3 separate regions of the Mus musculus genome follow, and all the other regions are linked to region 3. Evidence: chromatin loops called from intact Hi-C (ENCODE). Cell type or tissue: left cerebral cortex. All regions are shown on one strand. Links, peaks and the distances in the headings refer to the core of each region. The heading gives the core; the rest is flanking DNA. Region 1 holds the start of Alyref2 (Aly/REF export factor 2). Region 2 holds the start of Nit1 (nitrilase 1). Region 3 holds the start of Usf1 (upstream transcription factor 1).

The links. Hi-C counts contacts between places; a loop is a spot of excess contacts. Peaks named below come from ENCODE experiments on the same cell type or tissue, not always from the same donor. Only the 100,000 strongest peaks of a DNase experiment are listed, where the experiment ranks them.
Region 1: a loop joins it to region 3, with 9 times the contacts of the local background. A loop is called at or near these places in 1 of 42 quality-filtered maps.
Region 2: a loop joins it to region 3, with 6 times the contacts of the local background. A loop is called at or near these places in 1 of 42 quality-filtered maps.

Annotation. Positions count from the first base shown.
Region 1 is chr1:171,499,672-171,507,095 of GRCm38, reverse strand. It overlaps Alyref2 (Aly/REF export factor 2), which reads right to left and starts at 3,618. Exons shown (of 1, transcript NM_019484.4): 1 at 2,346-3,618. The coding sequence starts at 3,439. The coding sequence ends at 2,783. It overlaps LOC115487699 (a small nuclear RNA gene), which reads left to right and starts at 3,933; the gene lies at 3,933-4,048. In left cerebral cortex, for the core only: CTCF peaks have their summits at 3,624 (motif pointing left), 4,497 (motif pointing left) and 5,410; DNase peaks (open chromatin) are centred at 3,207, 3,649, 4,509, 5,374 and 1 more place; H3K4me3 peaks cover 1,577 bases; H3K27ac peaks cover 1,598 bases.
Region 2 is chr1:171,340,774-171,348,197 of GRCm38, reverse strand. It overlaps Dedd (death effector domain-containing), which reads right to left. Exons shown (of 6, transcript NM_001128609.1): 6 at 5,697-7,370. The coding sequence ends at 6,994. It overlaps Nit1 (nitrilase 1), which reads left to right and starts at 2,553. Exons shown (of 7, transcript NM_012049.2): 1 at 2,553-2,630; 2 at 3,198-3,284; 3 at 3,659-3,910; 4 at 4,031-4,134; 5 at 4,371-4,504; 6 at 4,635-4,760; 7 at 5,401-5,961. The coding sequence starts at 2,629. The coding sequence ends at 5,667. Pfdn2 (prefoldin 2) reads right to left here and starts at 2,523. Exons shown (of 4, transcript NM_011070.4): 1 at 2,412-2,523. The coding sequence starts at 2,486. In left cerebral cortex, for the core only: no CTCF peak of the experiment used is centred there; DNase peaks (open chromatin) are centred at 2,035, 2,539, 3,088 and 3,718; H3K4me3 peaks cover 2,045 bases; H3K27ac peaks cover 1,333 bases.
Region 3 is chr1:171,407,920-171,415,343 of GRCm38, reverse strand. It overlaps Arhgap30 (Rho GTPase activating protein 30), which reads right to left. Exons shown (of 12, transcript NM_001005508.2): 12 at 5,104-7,424. The coding sequence ends at 6,003. It overlaps Usf1 (upstream transcription factor 1), which reads right to left and starts at 4,031. Exons shown (of 10, transcript NM_001305676.1): 1 at 3,904-4,031; 2 at 815-907. The coding sequence starts at 822. In left cerebral cortex, for the core only: a CTCF peak has its summit at 3,174; DNase peaks (open chromatin) are centred at 3,220, 3,568, 4,039, 4,283 and 1 more place; H3K4me3 peaks cover 2,359 bases; H3K27ac peaks cover 2,065 bases.

The sequences.
Region 1 (7,424 bases), core at 1,445-6,444, 91 kb before region 3:
TCCACGCTCGTGCTGACTGTAAAGGGCAGGGAAGCTTCTCCTGCAGGGATTATCAATGACTGCAGGCTCGCAACTGAGGAAGATGGACATAGAAGGATTCTGTGACAAAACCTACCTCCACACACTCACCCCAAAGTAACAGCATAAAGAAGGAAGCCATCAAAGAGAACTCTTAAAAGGTGTGAGAGGGATGCTAGTAGCTCTCCACAGTGACTTCCACCAGGCGGTGCAGTGAAGGACTCAGCTTTTCCTTAGGGCGCTGGCCACTGGGAGTTTCACCACACCCCAGTGAGCATATAGAGAACACCAAACACCAAACGGACTTGGTTTCGTTTCATTTTTGTTTTTTTCAAGGTTTTTTTTTTTTTTTTTTTTTTTGGTTGGTTGGTTGGTTGGTTGGTTGGTTGGTTTGGTTTGGTTTTTGGTTTTTTGTTTTTCTTTCTTTTGGGGGAGTCTCAAGAAAGATCCAGCAGACATGGGATGAAGTGGAAACTTAAGGGTTCTTTGGAAAGTCAGCTGTGTCAGACGGTGTTTTGCTGGGGCAAACCTGTGGAGTGTTTTCGTGAAGTGGACACAGGTGAAAGACTAAGACAGGTGAAGGAAGGTTTTGCTGAAGCAGACACAGGAGAGAGGATGTTCTGCTAAAGCAAACACATGGAAGGGCGCGTGATGAAGGACTCTTTGCTAACAACATGCATGTACAGGTCCTCCTTACACTGCATAGCTGAGCTGCATTTATCAGGACGCCATAGAGAGAAACACACTAAAACACTTTTGGTGGTGTGCTGCAGTTTCTTGCTGCTTCTGCAGACTTGGGCTGATTGGCAGTGATGTCACCTGAGACAGATGCGCGTGCTAGGGCAAGACCTGTGGAGGACATGTGACGTTTGGAGGGTTATAAATAGGACTCAACAGACAGTGACAGAGGCTGAGCTTGGCTTGCTTATAGAGGTAGCTGTGCAACACTTGTGGGTCTTTTCTCTGATCTTCGATTCCCTGAGAGAGGCACAGCTGAGAATTTCTGGCATTCCTCCTGATGACTAGAGCTGAGGCTGAGGCCTGGCTGTCTCTGCTAGGTAGGCCACTGCTGCTGATTCCTGTTTGCTATGCTGACTCTACTGAACTGGACTGCTGGTGTGTTACAGTAAATCTCCAACCCAAATATGCCCCGGCTATAATAACACAACTCAGTTAATATGATTGCATGCAGTGCGCCTAGATTGGGCAGATCTACCACTACACTACCATCTTCCTCATCTATGAGACTCCTTAGAACTTGAGGTTTCTCCAGGCCATGTGCTTCTGCTCCATTACTTCTTCTTCTTCCTCCTCCTCCTCTGCATCCTCTTCCTCCTCCATTTTCTCCTTCTTCTCTCTCCCAACCTTCTGCTCCACCTTCCCTTTATCTGCCCAATCAACAGTTCTCCTTTATTTTACAAATTAAGGTGGGAAGCAGGTTCACCTGAGTGCCGAACTCATCAAATATAATTAGCCCCATGGCTATCCACAACCCTGGTGTATCAGTGAAGTATTTGCAAGTAGATCAAACTGTGCTGCTCAATGACCAGTGAACTGAATTGCTGATTTCCAAACAACACAGAGGGGGTTTACTCCAAAGAATCTTTCTAAACAGGTGCACTTCCCCCGTATCCTCTCTTTCCCACCACTTTGGTGGGTGGTGGGCTACAAGGGAGGTTAAAGCGTTTAAGAACTATCATTAAAAATAAGATTTGGGCTGGGCTGTGGTGGCGCACGTCTTTAATCCCAGCACTTGGGAGGCAGAGGCAGGCAGATTTCTAAGTTCGAGGCCAGCCTGGTCTACAAAGTGAGTTCCAGGACAGCCAGGGCTACACAGAGAAACCCTGTCTCGGAAAAAAATAAAATAAAATAATAATAATAAGATTTGGAAAATTAAAGATACAACGGGAGGAGTGGGAAGTGAGCTTGATCATGGTACACAGTGTGAAAGTCCCAAATAATTCACAAAAATATTATGTTAAAAAAAAAGAAAGTTGGTGTTTGTTTTTTGTTTTGTTGTTGTTTGGGGGGGCAGGGTTTTGGGGAGAGGGGCTTGAAACAAGGTTTCTCTGTGGAGCCTGTATATCCTAGAAGCTAGTATTAAAGGCATGAGCCGCCGCCACCACCACCACCCCTGCCTTTGATTTTATTTTAGATTAGTCATATCTCACTAAAACTCCTGTCTCAGCCTTACCAACGCTGAGAGGTCAGGTAGGTACCACCCCTACCAGACAGAAAAGACTTTCCATGTAATTAAACCCACCGCCTTCCTTGCTCATGGTGAGTAGGCATTCTGCCACTGAGCTGCATCAAAGGCAAGGTTTTTTCAATTCTTGTTTTATTCTTACATGATGGAGCTGAGAATGAAACCCACTTCTTCATGCATGCTAGTCAGTCATGTGTTCTGTCCATAAAAGTCATATTGTAATTTGTAATTTTTCTTTTTCTTTTTTAATTTTTCCAGTTCTACACACATTTCTATTTTATTATGACAAAGGTGAAAATGCCACCTTCTCCACAACAGCACCCAGGAAAACTTATCCCAAAAAATAACTCAGTACAAAACAGGTCTGTTTCAGAATTTAAAAAAAAAAAAAAAAAAAAACTTTACATGAGTTTTTAGATCCTATTTTAAAACAGGAAGTAAAAAGAAACAAAAAACCAAATTCACCATTGTCTGCACAGTCCAGTTGCCTACCCTCCCTCTAAGGCATCACAGACGAGGCGTCTGGGTCCCGGTTCTTGTGCGGATTTGTTCGGTTGTTTAGCTGGTGTCCCTCCTTGCATTGTAAGCATCCAGCTGTGCGTCCAACTCCTCTGCAGAAAGCTGCTGCTGCTTTGAGTTCCTGCCAGTGCCTCTACCCCTTCCCTGGCTGCCGCGGCCACCAAAGCCTCCAGAGCCACGGCTCCTTGTCATGCCGCCTCTGTTTCCGCTTTGTGCAGGTCTTCGCTGTGGATCGATCTGTGACGTGACAAGCTGGATGTCCATAGGGCGGCCATCCAAAGGGACGCCCTTGTACTGCTTCATAGCCTTCAGGGCATCTGCCCTCCGTTCAAAGTGTACATCCGCCGTCCCTAAACTTCGTCCAGAGCGATCGTAGTCCACAGCGGCTTTTTTCAACGTTCCAAATTCAGCAAAGAGTTCCTGAATGTCAGCATCTGACACCCCGAAGTCCAGGTTTGACACGAGCAGCTTGGCACCGGTCTCCACGCCTTCCCCACCCCCGCAGCCGCTGTCGAATAGGTCGTGCTGCCACTTGTCCGGAAGTGGTTTCGGTCTACTGTACGGTGCCGGCCGGTTCCTGCCGCCGCGGGCGATGGCGGGCCGGTTCCTCCTAGGCCCGCCGCCTCGATTCACCCGGCGCTGGTTACGGTTCAGCTTAATGATGTCGTCCAAAGACATGTCCATCTTGTCGGCCATGGCGGGCGCGGATCCGGGCCTGACTGGCCCGGCCCTCGCGGTGCAGACCAGAAAGTACTCAAATTCAATGATTCCCCCGCCTTGACTCCGCCTCTCCGACCGGTGCTGGAATCACAAGCGCACCAAAATCACACTTGGAAATTGGAAGTCTGTGCGCTTGTGAATCTGGCTTTCGCTCTGACCCCTGGTGGCCGCCCAGCGCCTAGAGACATCTGGGACAAATTCGAGGCACTTCCGGAAACCGAGCGGGCCACGCGGCTTCTCCGCGATATTTGCATACCCACAATGCAGTGCACACAGATGGTTGTATAATTTAAAAGGGTAGCGTGTTGTTTTCGTTGTTCTGTTTTATTCCTTTTATTCCTTAATGTGATAGAACCTTCAAAGATTTATCTGATATAATAAAGTAGTCAGTGTCTTTAGGAGTAAATAGTCACCATTAGTTGTCTAGGAAATACAGTCGGCCGAGAACTGTACACTAGGACAGCTGGGTATACTCTGGTTTCTCTTCAGATCGTATAAATCTTTCGCCTTTTACTAAAGATTTCCGTGGAGAGGAACAATTCTGAGTCTTACACTAATTTTTTGAGGCCTTGCTTTAGCAAGGCTATTAATAATGTTTAAAGTTAGAATTAACAGTCTTTATTGTGTGCTCTATGTATTTTTTTGTCTTCAGTGTTAACCAAAGTTAGAATTAACAGTCTTTATTGTGTGCTCTATGTATTTTCTTGTCTTCAGTGTTAACCACTGTAAGGTAAAAATGGCTTGAGCTTAGGCTAAAGAGACAGCTCATTGGTTAAAAGGGCTCAGTCGCATGGCGTTGTGTCTCATAACCGATAAAGTAAATAAGCCTTTAAAAGCAAATACTAAGTTTTTGTGGGAAGTCTGTAGACATGTTATTTATTAAGCTGTTTTTTATCTAGCTGCGTTATGTTGTGGTCTCAGTGAACATATGTATAAACCATTATTTTTAATATTTTATTTAAGTGCAAGGTGGTTATGGACTTAAGGCACGTACAATTTTCTAGCAAGATGGCTAACCCAGCTCTGTAGCTGAGGAAGAACTAGCGCCCCCTTCTGACTTCCATCAGTGCCAAGCAACGCTCAGATACGCAGGCAAAATATTCATACAAATAAAGGCAGATACATTCTAAAAAATAAATGCAGCCACTCGAGCAGAAGGGACAGGTTACCCTCAGAGCTGTGGGAGGGGCTAGACTATGATGCAATTCCCCATCTCCCCCCAGTCCCTCCCCCCCCAAAAAAATGAAAACTACTCTCCCACCCAAGACCTTTCCCTTAAGGACAGAGACTGTCCCTTTGAAATACCTCAGTCTCCTTATAGCTAAAATACCTCAGTAATAAGAACAGGTAACAAGGGGGCTGGAGAGATGGCTCAGTGGTTAAGAGCACCGACTGCTCTTCCGAAGGTCCGAAGTTCAAATCAGCAACCACATGGTGGCTCACAACCATCCGTAATGAGATCTGACTCCCTCTTCTGGTGTGTCTGAAGACAGCTACAGTGTACTTAGATATAATAATAAATAAATCTTAAAAAAAAAAAAAAAGAACAGGTAACAAAGTGGCAGGAACTTCAAACACAGAATGCCCTCGGTCTGCTTGGCAAAGCATCTTTGGCTCTGCCCACCAAAGTACACTGGAAAGGAAGTTGAACTTTCTCTCTTCCTGGAACAGACTTGAAATCATGGAAAGGCTCTTGGATGTCTCCTGGATGGGCTACTGCACTGACCAGTTCATTGCCTGCTTCACGCCTCACTTCTGTTTCTACAAAATTCCCTGGGATAAACGCTCCACAGTGCCCCACCTGGGGCCTACTTCTGCTGGATAGGAGCTCCCACAACTCCCACCTGTAACCCTATAACAAATCTCCCTTCTAACCTCTCGGAAATTCCTTCTCTGCTTTGCAAAACAAAGGACCTGAAAGCCAACGGTTTGGGTGCCTCTAGTGGCCATTGGATAGCCTGACACCTTAACACTCCAAGCTATCCATGACTGAAGCAAGAAAGTTTCCAAAGATACTTTCCCACTTTTCTTTATCATCCTCAGTGTCATCAATAGGTGAGGGCGGGAGTATAGGGAGTTCACGGTCCAGCCTGGGATACCTGCCTAAAGAAAACAATAAAATAAAGAAACAGGATGGACATACCATGGATAGCCGAACATGTCCAGCAGAGAACAAAAGAGTGTTCATAATTGCATCAGTTGCTTTCCTGTTGCTGTGATAACAAAACCAAAGAAAAGTTCATTTTGGCTAGGAACCCAGAGAGAGAATCCATAACAGTAGGGGGAGGCATAGCAACAGGGGGATGGAGCAGAAAGCAGATCACATCTTCACCTTTAAACACAATGCAGAGAGAATAAACCGGAAGCAAGGAAAGGCTATAAACTCTCAGAGCCCACCACCCCCCAATCGACATCCTTCTGCCAACACAGTCAGACCTAAAGGTTCCGTATCAGTCCCCTACCCAGCACCACTAACTAGAGATCAAGTGTTCACTCACCCAAGCTCACCAGGGACATTTCTCCTTCAACCCACCACAATAATGGAATTTGATTCTTCTGTGGATAATTGTAGGCTTGGGTTGACCTCTAAGGGTTGTTTTAAGGTTTACAAATTCATGATAACACATGGAGAACATGTTAGATACATATTTAGTTTTTTAAGTGTTGGCCTCACTGTCTGCTCCTGATCCATGGATAAAATATAATTGAAGGAAAACCAAAGCAAGACTTCTTGCTTGGGAGAAGAGTGGTCAGATGTAAGGAACACTGTAGGTCAGAGAACACCACCGCTAACCCAAGGTCCATTCTATACATTTTAGGTAGGATTTCTGTTGCTATGATAAAACGCCATTAGTCAGGATTCTCTAGAGACGCAGGAATCACAGGATGTCTCTATATATTAAGGGAATTTGTTGTGATAACAACGGGCAGCTGTGAATGGGAAGTCCAAGCATCTAGTAGTTGCCACGAGGCTAGTTATTTAAGCTGGTCTTCTGTAGAAGTAGGTTTCAACAGACGTACTGGCAAGAGCAAGCAGTTGAAGAAGAGTGAATCTTCCCTCTTCCAATGTCCTTATGTAGGCCTCCAGTAGAAGGTGTGGCCCAAATTAAAGGTGTGTATACTACCGCGCCTGGATCTAGACCTTGCTTTGTCCCAGACTGACCTTGAACTCAGAGATCTGCTTGCCTCCTGAGATCAAAGGTGTGTACTACCTGGCCTATGCCTCAAGATCTCCATCCATGTCAAGATCCAGGTCAGTAACCTGAGTCTTCCAGCCTCACGATCTGGATCACAGGTGAGCTCTCCATTTCTGAGCTGCAGTTCATTCCAGATGTAGTCAACTTGACAACCCGGAATGGCTGTCACACACCCTGATCAAGAGCAACTTGGGAGGAAAGGATCTGTTTCTGAGTGCAGTTGTAGTCCATCACAAAAGGAAATCAGGACAGGAAACTGAAGGCCAGAGATGAAGCAGAAGCCATTGAGAGTACCGCTTCCTGGTTTGCTCCCTGTGCCTGGCTCAGTTCCGCTACAGCGCAGGGCCACCTGCATAGGGGTAGTACCACCCCTGGTGAGCAGAGCCCTCCCACAGCAATCACTAATCAGGAAACTGACTAAAGTAGAGTTCCTAAAGGCCAGCCTTAGGGAGGTGTTTTCTCAATGGAGGTTTCTCTTCCCGGGTGACTCCAGCCTGTAACAAGCTGACAAGAACATCACCGGGACAACATTCCACAATGCCTTATTTTGGGGGATTACCATCTGGTCTCACAAGTTTGGAAAATAATGCCTTCTCGTGACTGTAAACCTCCATAGTACTGTCTTGCACGTTTCTAGATCTTTCTCCAGTAATAAATAACAAAAAACAAAAACCTTTAACAGGAGTGAAAACTCTGTGCTTGTTCTGTCGTATAAAATACTTGTAAAACCTAAAGGAATAAGGACTGCATGATAAACAAGAAAA
Region 2 (7,424 bases), core at 1,441-6,440, 68 kb after region 3:
CTGAGGCATGAACTGCCTGGCACTGGAATGCTAGTGAACTTAAATTCTGAGGCTTGTTTTCCCAGTGCTGAGGAAAGGGAGGATCAATGGACTCTCTGGTCAGCCATCCTAGCCTACCTGGTGAGTTCTAGGCCACGTGAAAAACCCTGTGTCAAAGAACAAAGTTGACTGTATCTCTTTAGGTCTTGCAATATATCTCTTTAAATTCTCCAGCATTTTCAATGCCAAGCAGTTCATGGCTCAATGCTTTTGAACACACTACTTCTAACGAAAAAAAATCTTCACATGACTAACTTTTCCCAGCCTTTAGAATTAAGCCAAAAAATCTAGAAAATAAAAGGAAATTAGCATTTAGAAAGACTGTTCAGATTATGTGCGTGCAAGTGTGTCTGTCTGTGCGAGATCAGGTGCTCGAGTGCAGAGGCCATCTCTCCAGCTCTAAGTAGCATTTGTTAAACACACTATGTAGTCTCTGTATTTAGTCATGGTGGAAAAAAACAAAACAAAACAAAACCCAAATGGATTTTCTTGCCTAGTACTCTAGTTACGAAATGGAAAACTACTGTGCTTTTACAGATAGACGAGGGTAAAAGGTAACAAGAGAAATCATATATAAATAAGAAATACAAAGCAAGCACAGGTCATTCTGATTCTAGGCCAGGAAACCCTCCCAACCATTCCACTACCCGCCATTCCCTTGCCTACTTACCTGCCACATCCGAAATCTACACTACTTTGGACTCTCTCTCCAAACTGTGCAAGAAAAGTTCATTATGTGCAGAAGTTTGTAGTGTAGGGTTGGAGAAATGGCTCGGTGGAAGAACGATTACTTTTATAGCGGAGGACCTGGGTTTGGTTCTCAGCACCCTCATGGTAGCTAATAGGCAGTTATCAGAGGTTTTGACCACTCTTCTGGTCTCTGAGGGCTCCTGCACACATGTGGTATATGCACATACACATGCAAACACACATAAAGTCTCATTGTTTTGTTTTTGAGACTGTGTTTTACTCTGTAACCCAGGCTAGCCTGGAACTGACAGGGTAATCCAGGGGGATTATGGGTATGGGCCACCACACTTGGCTGTGACCAAGTTTAAGACAAGGTCTATTTCATTTACCTGTTCCTCTGGGTTAAGCAAAGCCAAACACAAGACGGACTCTCCAAAGCATTAGCATTTTTTCCTTCCCACTATGTCAGAGGCTACACCCTCTTCCATCTCCAGAATTCCCCTGCACTTCAGTTCTCCCTGAACACTTACTTTCTAACTCTTTGACAGTGTGGGTTTTAGACTCTTTATGCTGATGCTTTTACCTGTAGGAATTGTTCAACAACCAACTGACAAATGTACCTATGATTAAAATTACTCTTCTGGGGCTGGTGAGATGGCTCAGCTGTTAAGAGCACCGACTGCTCTTCCAAAGTTCAAATCCCAGCAACCACATGGTGGCTCACAACCATCCGTAATGAGATCGGACTCCATCTTCTGGAGTGTCTGAAGACAGCTACAGTGTACTCACACATGAAAGAAAGAAAGAAAGAAAGAAAGAAAGAAAGAAAGAAAGAAAGAAAGAAAGAGAGAGAGAGAGAGAGAGAGAGAGAGAGAGAGAGAGAGAGAGAGAGAGAGAAAGAGAGAAAGAGAGAAAGAGAAAGAGAGAGGGGGTGGGGGGTGGGTTCTGCCCTCTTCCGAAGTCAATCTTTGCAAAGAGAGCACACCGAGCAAGCTCGAGGCCAGCGTAGGCCACTTAGTAAGACCGTGTCTCAAAGACGAAATAATCCGAGCCTTTAATCGCAGTATGTGGGAGGCAGAGGCAAGCGGATCTTCCAGGCCAGTTTGGTCTACAAAGTGAATTCCGGAAAAGCCAAGGCCGGACCCGACCCTATAGCAACCCTCATCCCCACCTCCAAGACAAAACAAACAAACAAACAAACCACAGACTCCTTAGTCAAAATAATTTACGGAACACTAAACTGCTCAGAGTCTGAGTCACGTGGCTCTGCAGCGTGTTGGTGATGGTGAACACGGTTTTTGAGCCATGAACTACATAAGCCACTCACTGACTAAGAACAGCTTGGAATTCGTTACTAGATGCCACGCCAAACACCATACGCTCTTTAGGGTACCTCGGAGAGGGGGCAAACTACGATCCATCTTCTCAGAGACCTGGCCAACCCTCCCAGACCCTGCAGCTCAGGGCTTTCTCCCTTGACTACCCACCCACACCGCGGGCGTGCCTCTCCCCTACCTACCCAGGCTCTAGAAAGGTTCGTGATCACCTCCAGAGACCCCCTCTCCCCCGTGCGTGCCCATGGAGACCGTGGAAAGGACTAAAGGCCCCTTCGAGCCACAAATCTTATCTTCTACACGAATTCGACACCGCCCCGGGTGCCTTGTGCGCTCGCGGCTCCTCACCTGTTCCGCCGACACCGCCCCCTTCCCCGCGCCGCTCCCGCCGCTCTTGCCCACACGACCGCTGCTGTCCGCCATCTTCCCCACCTGCAAGCTTTCCGGCCTGCGCACTCTCACTGCGTCACATCCGGCCGGGGGGTTACCGCCCACTTGCTCCTGCGCTCCTGGCTCCTGGCAGCTCTTGAGATCCGACCCCGTGAATGGTTTTGGCTGTGTCTTCATGTAGGACCTACTCCCAAACCCTGCCCGCTGCGGTGAATTCCACCTGCGATGCTTTAACTTGTGCAACAGAGATTCTTGCCCGGGGGGGAGAGGCGGGGAAGGACGCGCTAATCAGAGGGCGGGGGCTCGGGTTGGGATCTGGTCCTGTACCCATCTACCCACCATGAGATGGTGGAGATCTAGGGAGGGTGAACTTTCCTTCTGAGATTCGGGTATAAGGGGAAAGATACGTGTTGAGTCTATAAAGCTGTGCAGGTGGCACAGCCGAGAAGAGAATTGGGGAAACGAGGAAGGTTCCATGAGATGACTTGAACTGCGGAAACGTTTGGCAAAGGAAAAAGGGCTTCAGTTTTAATGTGAGATCACTGGAAGTTGAGGTATTAAGGCACCGATCATAGTCGCCTCTCCCATTTTCCCATTTTATATCTTTTCCTAGCTACTAGTAGTAAAAAGTATTTTCGAAGCCTTGGGGGAGGGGATTACTGGCCAGGCCTGGAAATGGCAGAGAATTCTAGAAACTTACGGCTTGAAAGAGGGTTAGGTGTCCTGATTTCTCACCTTCTTCAGGCTGGGCTTCATCACCAGGCCTCCTCACCAACTCCTGTGTACCGGATACCGATTACTTCGAACCCCAGTACTTTGTACTCAGCCCAGGTAACATATTTCGTAATGTTCTCTCTCTGGCGCATAGCTGCTTAGTTCGTGTTTATTAACTTCATAGTGGGAGACAAAGATATCTCCAAACATGTAATGAGTGAACTCCAGTAGCTCTAGGGTTATTATGCTCTGTAAGAATGAAAACAAGTTGCTGGGGTCACCTGTAATGCCAGCACTCGAAAAAAAGGAGGATCAACCAGGAGTTTAAGGTCATCCCCAGTTACATAGAAAGGCCTGTCTGGGCTACAAAAGACCGTGTCTCAAAAAAGAAAAAAGTCAAAAGAAAATAAAGTTTCTGGCTCCACCCCCACTTGAGCCTCTGAGTTTCTCCTAGATAGAAAATCTGAGGATACTGCCTGTGTCATTCACAGGCCCAGAACCATGTCCTCATCAACTTCCTGGGAGCTGCCCCTGGTGGCTGTGTGCCAGGTAACATCAACACCAAACAAGCAAGAGAACTTTAAAACATGTGCTGAGTTGGTTCAAGAGGCTGCCAGACTGGGTGCTTGCCTGGCCTTTCTGCCTGAGGCATTTGACTTTATTGCACGAAACCCTGCCGAGACATTACTCCTGTCCGAACCACTGAATGGGGATCTTTTGGGCCAATATAGCCAGCTTGCCAGGTACAAGGGTAGGGTTTGGGGGGGGGGGGGTTGTGTGTGTAGAACTCCCTGTTGAGCAGTGTTCCTGGATTGCCACAGAGGGGGTAGAGTTGTGTGTGTCGTGTCCCCCCCCCCCCCCAGGGAATGTGGAATCTGGCTGTCCTTGGGCGGTTTCCACGAGCGTGGCCAAGACTGGGAGCAGAATCAGAAAATCTACAATTGTCATGTGCTTTTGAACAGCAAGGGTGAGACGTCATAGCCCTTAGTTTGCCTCTTCCCAGGCTTCTCTACCTTTCCTCAACTCAGATCTTCAGCATTTCTTTCTCAACTGCTTGGCCTTGGGGTTTTATGCTTCTGTTCTCAGCCTACAAGTTACTCTTTGGGAGAAGAGCTAAGCTGGACTTGTAGAGTGTCTGTACTGAGTATTTTCTCTCTCTCTCTCTCTCTCTCTCTCTCTCTCTCTCTCTCTCTCTCTCTCTAGGATCAGTAGTGGCCAGTTACAGGAAGACACATCTGTGCGATGTAGAGATCCCAGGTCAGGGGCCGATGAGAGAAAGCAACTATACCAAGCCTGGAGGCACTCTTGAGCCACCTGTCAAGACACCGGCTGGCAAGGTGGGAGTTTGGAAAGGAAATGGGACTATGTTGAAAAGTGGTAACACCCCCCATTGGTGCAGGCTAATGAAGGCACTCAGTGTTCTGTTGAATGGGACAGGGAAGATGAGTGGGTTGTTTCTCATTTCAGGTTGGTCTAGCAATCTGTTATGACATGCGGTTCCCTGAACTTTCTTTGAAATTGGCTCAAGCTGGGGCAGAAATACTTACTTATCCTTCAGCCTTTGGATCTGTTACAGGTCCAGCCCACTGGGAGGTAAGAGAATGCCTCTTCATAACATATAGGCCTCCTTTAACCTTACTTTTAGTAGTGGGAGCAGAGTGGTACAAACCTAAATCCAAGCACTTCAGTGGATAGCCACAGGTTCAAAGCCAGCATGCCTTGACTAAAAAAGAAAACAAAATAGAAGCTGGGCAGTGGGGGTGCACACCTTTAATCCCAGCACTCAGGAGGCAGAAGCAGGTGGATCTCTGAGTTTGAGGCCAGCCTGGTCTACAGAGTGGGTTCCAGGACAGCCAGGGCTACACAGAGAAACCCTGTCTCAAAAACAAAAAAGCAACCCACACCTTCAAAGAGTGGGGCATGGTGGTGCATGCTCTTCATCTCAGCACTGTGAGGCAAAGGCAGGCAGATCTCTGTGGGTCTAAGCCAGCCAGGGTTACACAGGGAGACCTTATCTCAAAAGTACAAAACACAAACACTCCTCCTTTCTACTTGATTTTCTTCCTTTTCATCTGGTGAGGAAATTCATTTCTTAGCTAGGTGTGAGTCATGTTAAAGAGTTAGTTATTAACTCTAGTTGGTTAGTGAGAAGATTGGGCCCACAGTGCCCGCTTCTTGTCACTTGCCTATTAAACGCTGTATGTTCTGGAGTCAACGCACGTCTCATCCTCAGGTGCTGCTGCGGGCCCGCGCCATTGAATCTCAGTGCTATGTAATAGCAGCAGCGCAGTGTGGACGCCACCATGAAACAAGAGCAAGTTATGGCCATAGCATGGTGGTTGACCCGTGGGGCACAGTGGTGGCCCGCTGCTCCGAGGGACCAGGCCTCTGCCTTGCTCGAATTGATCTCCACTTTCTACAACAGATGCGCCAACACCTGCCTGTGTTCCAGCACCGCAGACCTGACCTCTATGGCAGTCTGGGTCATCCACTCTCTTAATGCTTTTAACTTCTGTTGGTTAAGACACAGACACAGCCAACTGGGAGGTGATGCTACTGTGACTTGTAGGCAGGACACAAGCACGGTTCCCTTCACTTGCAGAACTTTAACCTCTCTTAATGGAACACAGGCTTAATCAAGTCCATGGGAAAGAAGAGACTTTGACCTGACCTCAGATTTCAGTTTCAGAAAAGTGGGATTTTATATAGTCACTGTTTATTTCATGAAAACTGAAGTTATGCTGAGGGCTGAGCAGCACTGGCATTGAAAAAAAAATATAATAATCATAATGTCTGGACATGTCTTTTGGGGGCTAGAAGGGGAGGTGGAATTGTACCTGCTTGACTGGACTTCACTCCTCAGCCTCCTGCCTCAAACATGCCTCCTTACCTAAGAAAGTGCGGTGCTCAGTGCATGTACTAGTCCTGCTCTCCAAAGGATGGGAGAAGGGAGGGCAGAGGAACAGGAGGAGCTGATACTAAATACCCCACTTTCTCTCAAGCAAGAAGGAAGCAAAGGGAAAGGGCCTTGGGGTGGGGTAAGAGTTATTTTCACTGGAAAAGGGAAGGAAAATGTCATACCCCCCACCCCCTCCTCCTCTTCAGAGAAAGTGTGCTCCAACTAGCAGCCTCTACTCCACTGTCCTGTGTACTGGTGTTCACATACACATCGCAGTTGGGAGGGTGATCGATCAGGCTGGCCCAGTCCTCTGTAAGTTTGCTGAACATTTGACAGGGACAAGGAGGGATCCATACGACAGCAGTTCCCGCTGTGGAATGAAGGAAAGGCAGAGAGGAGCAGCACCAAGGCCAGGAGAGACTGCAAAGGGCCACAGCTTCTCTGTTTTTAAAAAATTCTATAATTTGGAAGAAGGTGGTAATTAATTTCCAAAATACACTTCAGAGTCCCACCTTCCACATAGCTCCTTTACTCACAGCCCTTTGGTTTTTCAGACAAAATTTAAGAGCCCTCATAAAGCCATAAGTATTGATTACCCCTCAATGCACCTGAAAGCAGTGTTCAATCCCTTACAAAGGCTGTGTTCCAGAGACCCTGTCCCTATACACTTGTCTTACGGCTCAGTGGTAAGGTGGCTGTAGACACACAATAGGGTAAGTGGCAACAGGAAACGGGGAAGCCCAGGCACATGGGTGCAGGGAGGGCAGGGACACCACTTCCACCTTCCTTTGTCTTTTCCTTTTAAAAAAAAAAAAAAAAAAAGGCGGTGTGATTGGTTGGAAAGGGTAGAGAACAAACCCCAGAACAGTATGTCAGCTCCAGAGGTGACGGAGCGAACAGTCCCCAGAAAGGTGAGAAGGGGAAAGGTCAGGGTAATGCCTGCAGCATCAAGTTCCTCAGGAGTTTCTGTCGGCCCAGCTCATAGTCCTCCTCATCCACGTTCACCAGCAGCTTGATGGCTTCATGGCCCACAGCTTGCTTGAGAGAGTCTGTGATGAAGACACCTTTCAGTGCCTCTAATAATGAGCCATTAATGTAGTCTCGCCAGAATGCGTCGAGGTAGGTGAGCTCAGAGAACTTGATGTCACAGATGATGGAGCCCAGGTCCCGGGACTTGAGGATAGTGTTGGCCTGGTTAAAGCGCTCAAACTGGCGCTCAAGTGGGTCCTGCTTATTGGAGAAGACATTGCCTTGCAGAGCCGTCTCATGCTGGCAGTATTCCGCCCGAACTCGGAGCCTGATATCTGGGAGAATTTTAAGGAGCATGGTTTATAATGGATTGTGTTTACAACCAAAGC
Region 3 (7,424 bases), core at 968-5,967:
ACCTGGCACTCAGGAGACAGGCAGGTGGATCTCTGTGAGTTTGAAGCCAGCCTGGTCTACAGAGTGAGCTCCAGGGCAGCCAGGACTACGATATACCCAGGACTATGTAAATATTATTTTGTCTCAAAAAAATAAAACAAAATAAATTTAAAAAGTAATAACTAAGTATCTACCATGTACATAGACACCAAGCTATAAGCACTTTTTTTGTTTGTTGGTTGGTTGGTTTTATTTTGTTTTTCAAGAAAGTGTTAGGGCTGGCGAGATGGCTCAGTGGTTAAGAGCGCTGACTGCTCTTCCAAAGGTCCCGAGTTCAAATGCCATCAAACATATGGTGGCTCACAACTATCTGTAACGAAATCTGATGCCCTCTTCTGAAGTGTCTGAAGACAGCTACAGTGTACTTACATATAATAAACAAGCAAACAAACAAAACAAAAAAAGGACCATTTCTACATCTTAAAAAAAAAAGAAGAAGAAAGAAAGAGTTTTTTTCTGGGTAGCTCTGGCAGTCCTGGAACTTGTTGTGTGGAGCAGGCTAACCTTGGATTCAGAGATAAGACTGCCTCTGCCTCCTGAGTGCTGAGATTAAAGGCATCCACCCCACCCCCCACCCCAGCACACCATCTTGATGCTAATAACAGTGACTAGCACCACAGTTTTATAGATAGAGAAACTAAATCACAGAGCTGGTAAGTGTTGGAGCTGGGTACCTGAACCCAGATCTCCCGAATCCAATGTTCTTAGTCATTCTGCATTAATTCTGCATTCTCCAGGCCATCCCTCCTCTGCCCAGACATCCCTCTTCACTTACCCCTTCATCTCTCTGTGAGGGGGCTCATCCGAGGCGCCGGTCTTTTTTCGGAGGACTTTGTATCTCCCAACTCAAAGGCCTGAATGCTAAGTCCTGGTGGAAACCACAGAGTTTGCAGTGAGGCCAGGCAACTGAACAGCTTTCCAGGTTCTAGAACCTAGGTTCCAAGAAGACACAGCCAGGAAGATAAACCAAGCATCCGCAAAGGACAGTCAACTCCCCCAATTCTGATGGCAAGGGCTAGTCTGCAGTGACTGAAGAAGCAACTCTTCACGGGACATGGAGGCTCACTCCTGGGAGCCTAACACTCAGGGGAAGGAGACAGGAACGGTGCGAGTTTGAGGAGAAAAAGGACCAAGTGTGCTTGCTCATGCCCGTAATACCAATACTTAGGAGTTCAAGGCCATCCTGGGGTGCAAAGCTAGTGTCACGCTAGGCTGGGCTACAAGAACTTGTCTCAAAATAAAATAAAACAAAACTGGGAGATTGGCTCAAACAGCACTCGCAATGGAAGTCTCACTCGGAATGAAGGTAACACCCGAGTCCTAAAACCTATAGAAGAGAGGAATGCAGCATTGAGAGCATGTGTAATCACAGGGCGCCTGATGGAGAGCTGGAGATGAGAGAATCTCTACAAGCGGGGCGCCAGCCACTGTCTCCAGCAACGTGGAAAGACAACAACTGACCCCCTACGGCTCTCCTCTGACCAAAAGAAAAGCTAGGAGGGCTCAGCAGGCAGGGCGTGGTGGCAATGCCTGATTCAAGCACTTGGGAGCCAGGCACGTGGATCTCTGAGTTCAAGGCCAGCCATGGCTACAGAGTTCCAGGATGACCAGGGCAACCTAGAGAATCCATATCTCAAAAAACAAAACAAAAAAAACAACCTCCTCCCCTCAAAGAGGCAAAAACTAACTTGTGAAAGCTGTTTATCACAGCGTCCAGCCCACCACACACATGCATGTGCACACACACACACCAAAACTTTTCTCTCTTCCTTCCTTCCCCCCCAACCCCGCTTCTCTCTTTCTGAGACAGGGTTTCTCTTGTAGCCCTGGCCGTCCTGGAACTCACTCTGTAGGCCAGGCTGGCCTCTGAACTCTCAGAGATCCTGCCTGCTTCTGCCTATCTAGTGCTAGGATTAAAGGCATGGGTCGCCACCACCCAGCTGCTCCTCCATTTTCATTCCAACTCCTGGGGGGAGGAGTAGACTGTGAAACAATGTCTGGGGTGCATGGCTGAGGCTATTGTGGATTGTTACTAAAGCTATTATACTCTATGTCAGCAGCTTCACAGGAAAAGCTAGAGCAAAGTTTAGACCACCACTATCAAAACCAGTAACTAATAACCCCCCCACCCACACACTCCCTCACACACTCCCTGATTCTTCTTCCAGCTTCTCCAACACAAACTGTACGAAAAGAAATCTGAAGCTGGGAGGTGGTGATGCCAGCCTTTGATCCCAGCACTAAGAAGGCAGAGGCAGGCAGATCTCTGAGTTCAATGCCAGCTTGGTCTACAGAGTGAGTTCCAGGACAGCCAAGGTTATGTATAGAGAGGTCCTGTTTCAAAATCAAATAAGAATAACAAAAAACAAATTCCAGTCCTCAAATCTAAGAAGAGGAAAACTGAAACCTTTTTTGCTATTGGGAAACCATCACTAAGCATAAAACCCAGGTTTGGCTCTTGGATACTACTCCGCTGTCGGGGCTCTTGTTTTGAGAGAGTCCAGATTTACAGCATCTGTTACAAACACCAGTGCCCAAGTGCATCATGTTCAAGGCTTCTTTATTTTATCCAGCAAGGCTTCCTGTAGAGCAACATAGTTGCTAAAATGTTGCCATGACAACTCCAAATCAACTAAGCCTCAGGAGGAGGGGGGGAAAGAAAACCTCCAGGCTCAGGGTTCTGCAGGAGAAAAGACAAAGGGGGAGGAATCCATCTACAATGTTCCTGCCTTAGGACTTTTGACAACCAGCCAGAGAACGGGAAAAAACAAAGAACTGTACAGACAGATGCCACCAGAAAGAAACAGCTGCATAGGACAAAGCAATAAAATAATCTCAACAAGAAAGGACAAGATTTTTTTTAAACACTCTACCCGCAAGATCTTCCAAACCTTTCTAATCAAAGAAAAACCTTAGTTTAGCGGATAATGCGCCTCGGAAAGACCGTGTGCAAAGAAGAACGTTAACAACAATAACAAAAGGGAACTGAAAGTGAAACTGTCCGTAGAAAGTAAGGCTGCAAAGGGAGGCAGCGTCCGGATGTACGGACCACCTAGGGGGTCTCCATCCTCAAACAGGAGGAAGAGCTCCTCCTGAAGCTCCTGGCACGGCCTGCAGGAGGAGGCTATGAAAGAGACTGCAAGGCGCACGAGACAACCGTATAGCCAACAGCTGTCAGCGCAACTTCTGAGGCTACCCAGAAACGGCGGTAGGCTCCTTACTCAAACCTTGGTTGTATATCCGGAAGCATCCTGAGCATTAATAATACGTGATACGGAAATCAGCCTAGGATTTTGTGGTTTTGCATGCTCAAAAGGAGAGCCCAGCAAACGTCCTCACCAAGCACAGACGCAAAGGCAGAAATTTAAAAAACAAAACACCCCCCACCACCACCCACACACAAAAACCAGATCAAGTTCCCAAAGACTTCAAGCGCCCGGACCTTGCCCGAGAACGACGCGTCTCCCTGCAGGCCCACCGACTAGTAGTAGGCGCTTGGGGACCTGAGTACCCGGCAGGCGCGAGCCCCGCAGCCCGCGCGGTGACCCCGCCGGTCCCAGCCCAGCTCGCCTGCGCCCCAGCTGCTCCGCGGAGGAGAGACGGGGAAAGGACGCCGGGGACCTTCCCGGGCCTGCGGCTCGAAGCTGGATACCCACCGCAGGCGGCTGGGACGTGTGCACACCGGGGCGGGGAGCGAGCTCGGCCCACAAAGCAGGAGAGAAAGAGCCGGGCACGGCCCCCTCCCCCAAAACAAAGGCTCCGTGCCCAGGCGTGGCCTGGCCTGGGAAACGCCAGCCAAAGCAAAGGTGCCCCGCCATGCCGATCCACCGGCGTCCGGACTCCGGCCGGCTCCGACGCACTCACCGGGCCAGGCCGCTTCAGTCGCCGATTTCCCCCGGCAGCCTTCTCCGTCTTTGGATCTAGGTCTCTCCATAGACAGCTGCTCATGCGCAGTCCCAGCCTGCGGCCATGTTGGTGAGGGGCGGAAGTGTGCCCTCGACCCGCCCAGCCGACGGACGGCCCCCCGAGCTGCCACACTTCCGCTCGCTTCAAATCTGATGCCCGCTAGAGCGGATGTGGGTACGTGAGTGGTCGCAGGCTCTGAAGGGAAACAGACGGTATCCTTGGGGACCTCGCTAGAGGCCTTTGTTTTCAGTAAGAACCAGGAAAAAAAAAACCCGACTAAATTGTACTTCCATCCTTGTGGTAGGCGGAGCCCTTTTACTTCCAGTAAAAGGAAGTAGAGGGTGGAACGGCAATCTTAGGCGCCATCTTTCATAAGGGCAATGTGGGACGCCATCTTGGATCAGGGCATCACTTTGAGGGGGTTCCAAGTGGACTTTGGGACATTTCTGAGTGTACGTGGATCTGGGTATATACCTTTGTATTAACGTCAGCAATACTCCAAAGACCTCATAGCTTTTCCTCAGGCTCTTAAATACGTGTGGGGACGAGTTTGATTACCATTTTCTTCATTCTGGGTGTACCCAGAGTGATTTTGGAATAGTGAAGTATAATAGCAATAGCTAGAATTCAGATTCTGAAGCCATTCAGACTCTGAACTGACACTTTTTTTTTTTTTTTTTTTTTTTTGCGATAGGGTATTTCTATGTAGTCCTACATAAACTATGCTGGACTCGAATACACATAGATCTCTCCACTCCCAAGTGCTAGGATTAAAGACAGCCACCACACCTAGAAACTAACACTTCTTAACTCTGAGGTTTTTGATGGGCATTTTTACTTAACTACAGCTCAATTTCTTTGTAAAACGGAAATACCAATACCAACTTCACATCAAGTGGATTAAATAAATTCAAGAGCAAAGTTTTTATGCACACAAATCTGGCCCAATTCCTGGCATTAGATGAACATTATGTAAATACAGGTTTCTCTTCCTCATTTCTTGACCACCATGAACCCAGTTCTACTTTCTAGCTACAGTTTCCCATGACAACTGAGGAAGAATATCTAAATAAGAAAAAACAAGATATATACATTTTGGCAACTTTGGAATGTGATACCATTCACCCAAAACTTTAATAAGACAAAGTACATACACTGTTTAAATGTTAAAAAAAAAATTCAGCTTTTATTATCAAATACCCACCATTGCTAAATGGTGGCCTGTAGCCCCAGCCTGTGCAGAGACAGTGCTAGAGCCAAATTGAGTGACATTCCCTCTACTTTTCTTTTCCTTTTTCTTTTCTTTCTTTATTTATTTTATGTATATGAATGAGTACACCATTGCTCTCTTCAGACTCACCCGTAGAAGGCATCAAATTCCGTTACAGATGGTTGTGAGCCATCATGTGATTGCTAGGAATTGAACTCAGGACCTCTGGAAGAACAGTAGGTGCTCTTAACCTCTGAGCTATCTCTTCAGCCCAACATTCCCTTTTCCTAAAATGGGAGGACCTCTTCTGCAAAATAATTGAAGGTAGAGGATGCCACCCATTTCCTTCAGCAAACACTGAGGACTTTAAAGAGCTTCTTGGATGTTTCTCCTACTCTGAAACTAAAGAGGGTCAGAAGACAGCCAAAAATCTAGGAACAAATCAGGGGTGAGCTATTCTATATCTGGTCCTATATCTCCCACATCTACAGTAGGCTTCTGTGAAGAGATATTCACAGCTCAGAATAGGGCAAAAGTTTGGCTGAAATTCCCCCACTGTATTTAAATTTAAGAAAAAAAAAAGCTTTTACCTACCCTATGTTTTTGTTAACTCCCTGGAAACAAGATTGTTCTATGTTTCTTAAGACTCTGCTAAGACATAAGTGGCTTTGTGTCTAACACAAACATAAGTAAATCCACCAAGTCTGTACCTCTCATGGTCAAAACAAGAAGCTGGAGGACCCAAGCCTATGGAATTAGACATCTCAGCTGCCGAGGCAGCAAAGACAGCTAGGCAAGTGCTCCAGAGATTGGTGATGATTTCTTGGTTCCTCTTGTCCTGTCCTAATCATACCCCTTCATCTTTCCCATGATTAGTCTGTGTTTCAAAAGCATATGTCTGGCGCTGAGGGGCCACAAGAGGGACAACAGGGTGAAGCTCTCTAGGGGGCAGACTAAGCCGACTCCTGGGCTCAGACCCCTCTGTGCCTTCAGGTGGGCGTTCCAAACAGCTAAGGGGCCGGGAAGAATGGGCAAGGATCATGCTACAAGGAGGGGTTCTGGAGCTGAGACTATAATCCCCACCTCCAGTACAGGTCTGGGTCCGCAGAACTCCCTGAGACTCGGTCCTCTGGCGTTCCCGGGCCAGGGCCACAGCAGCATCAAAAGAAAGACTGCCCCCATTCCTCCAGGAAGCTCGAGAACCCCAAGCTTTTTCTCCAGGAGTCCCATCAAGCCTACCAGGCCTTGGACATGGGCTTGCAGGTGCTACATGGATCTTGCTACACATTGCACTGGGCATCTTGGCAAACTGTGGTTTGGGGGGCACTACAGGGACAGAGCGGACCTGTCGGACCTGAACTAGGGTGGAAGCCAGACGCATGCCCACACCACCAGCTGACCCACAGGGACAAGAATACAGGTCACATGTCTCAGGATTAAGCTGTCCCTCAGCCTCCATGCCCTCTGGTTCAGATGGCTGTAGCGGGGCTTGTTTCATCTCAGAGGTCTGTTCATTGATTTCTTCTGTACTGTCAACCCTCAGTAACTCGACACCTGGCCCTTCAGAGAGGGCCCCCTCTTCTAAGTGGTCACCAACACCTCTCATGACTTCAGTTTCTACGTCTATACTTTTTTGTTCCTTGCTGAAAACCCCTTCCTTCCTATCATCACCCTCTTCTGGACTTCCACTGTCTTCACTGTGTCCTTGGTCTTCTCTTGACTTAAGGTCACTCTTCCTCCTCAGCTCTTTGGTCTCACTCTCTCTGCCTTTCTCAGCCTCATGCTTGTGGACAACTTCCCAGCTCTCCTCAAGAACCAGGTCTTCCTGGAACACATGCTCTGGATCCATATCAGAGTCTACTGGGGTGTCATCTCCTTTCTCAGCTCCTTCTTCTCTCCCAATCTCTCTCTCCTCATCTTTACCCGGTTCTCCTATTATTTTTTCCACATCCTTGGTCTCCTTTATACTTTCAACCTCTCGACCTTCGGAATTTTCTTCCTTGGCCTCTAGCTCTTCCCTACTCCCTTCTTTAAAACTATCCATCACCTTTTGGCTTCTCTCAGCCTCCCCTCCTTCCGCATCAGCCTTTCCAGCCTCCATCTCAGTCTCTGGAGTTGCCTCTGCTTCTTCCCGGTTATCTGATGTGCTCCGGGGCTTAGCCTCCTTTTCCTGCCTGGTTTCTGAGCAGGCCTGTTCTTCTTCATCCTGTGTTGGAGGTTGTTTCCCACACCCTGCTGCCTCTTCCTCCAGACTCCCTACACCTTCCCA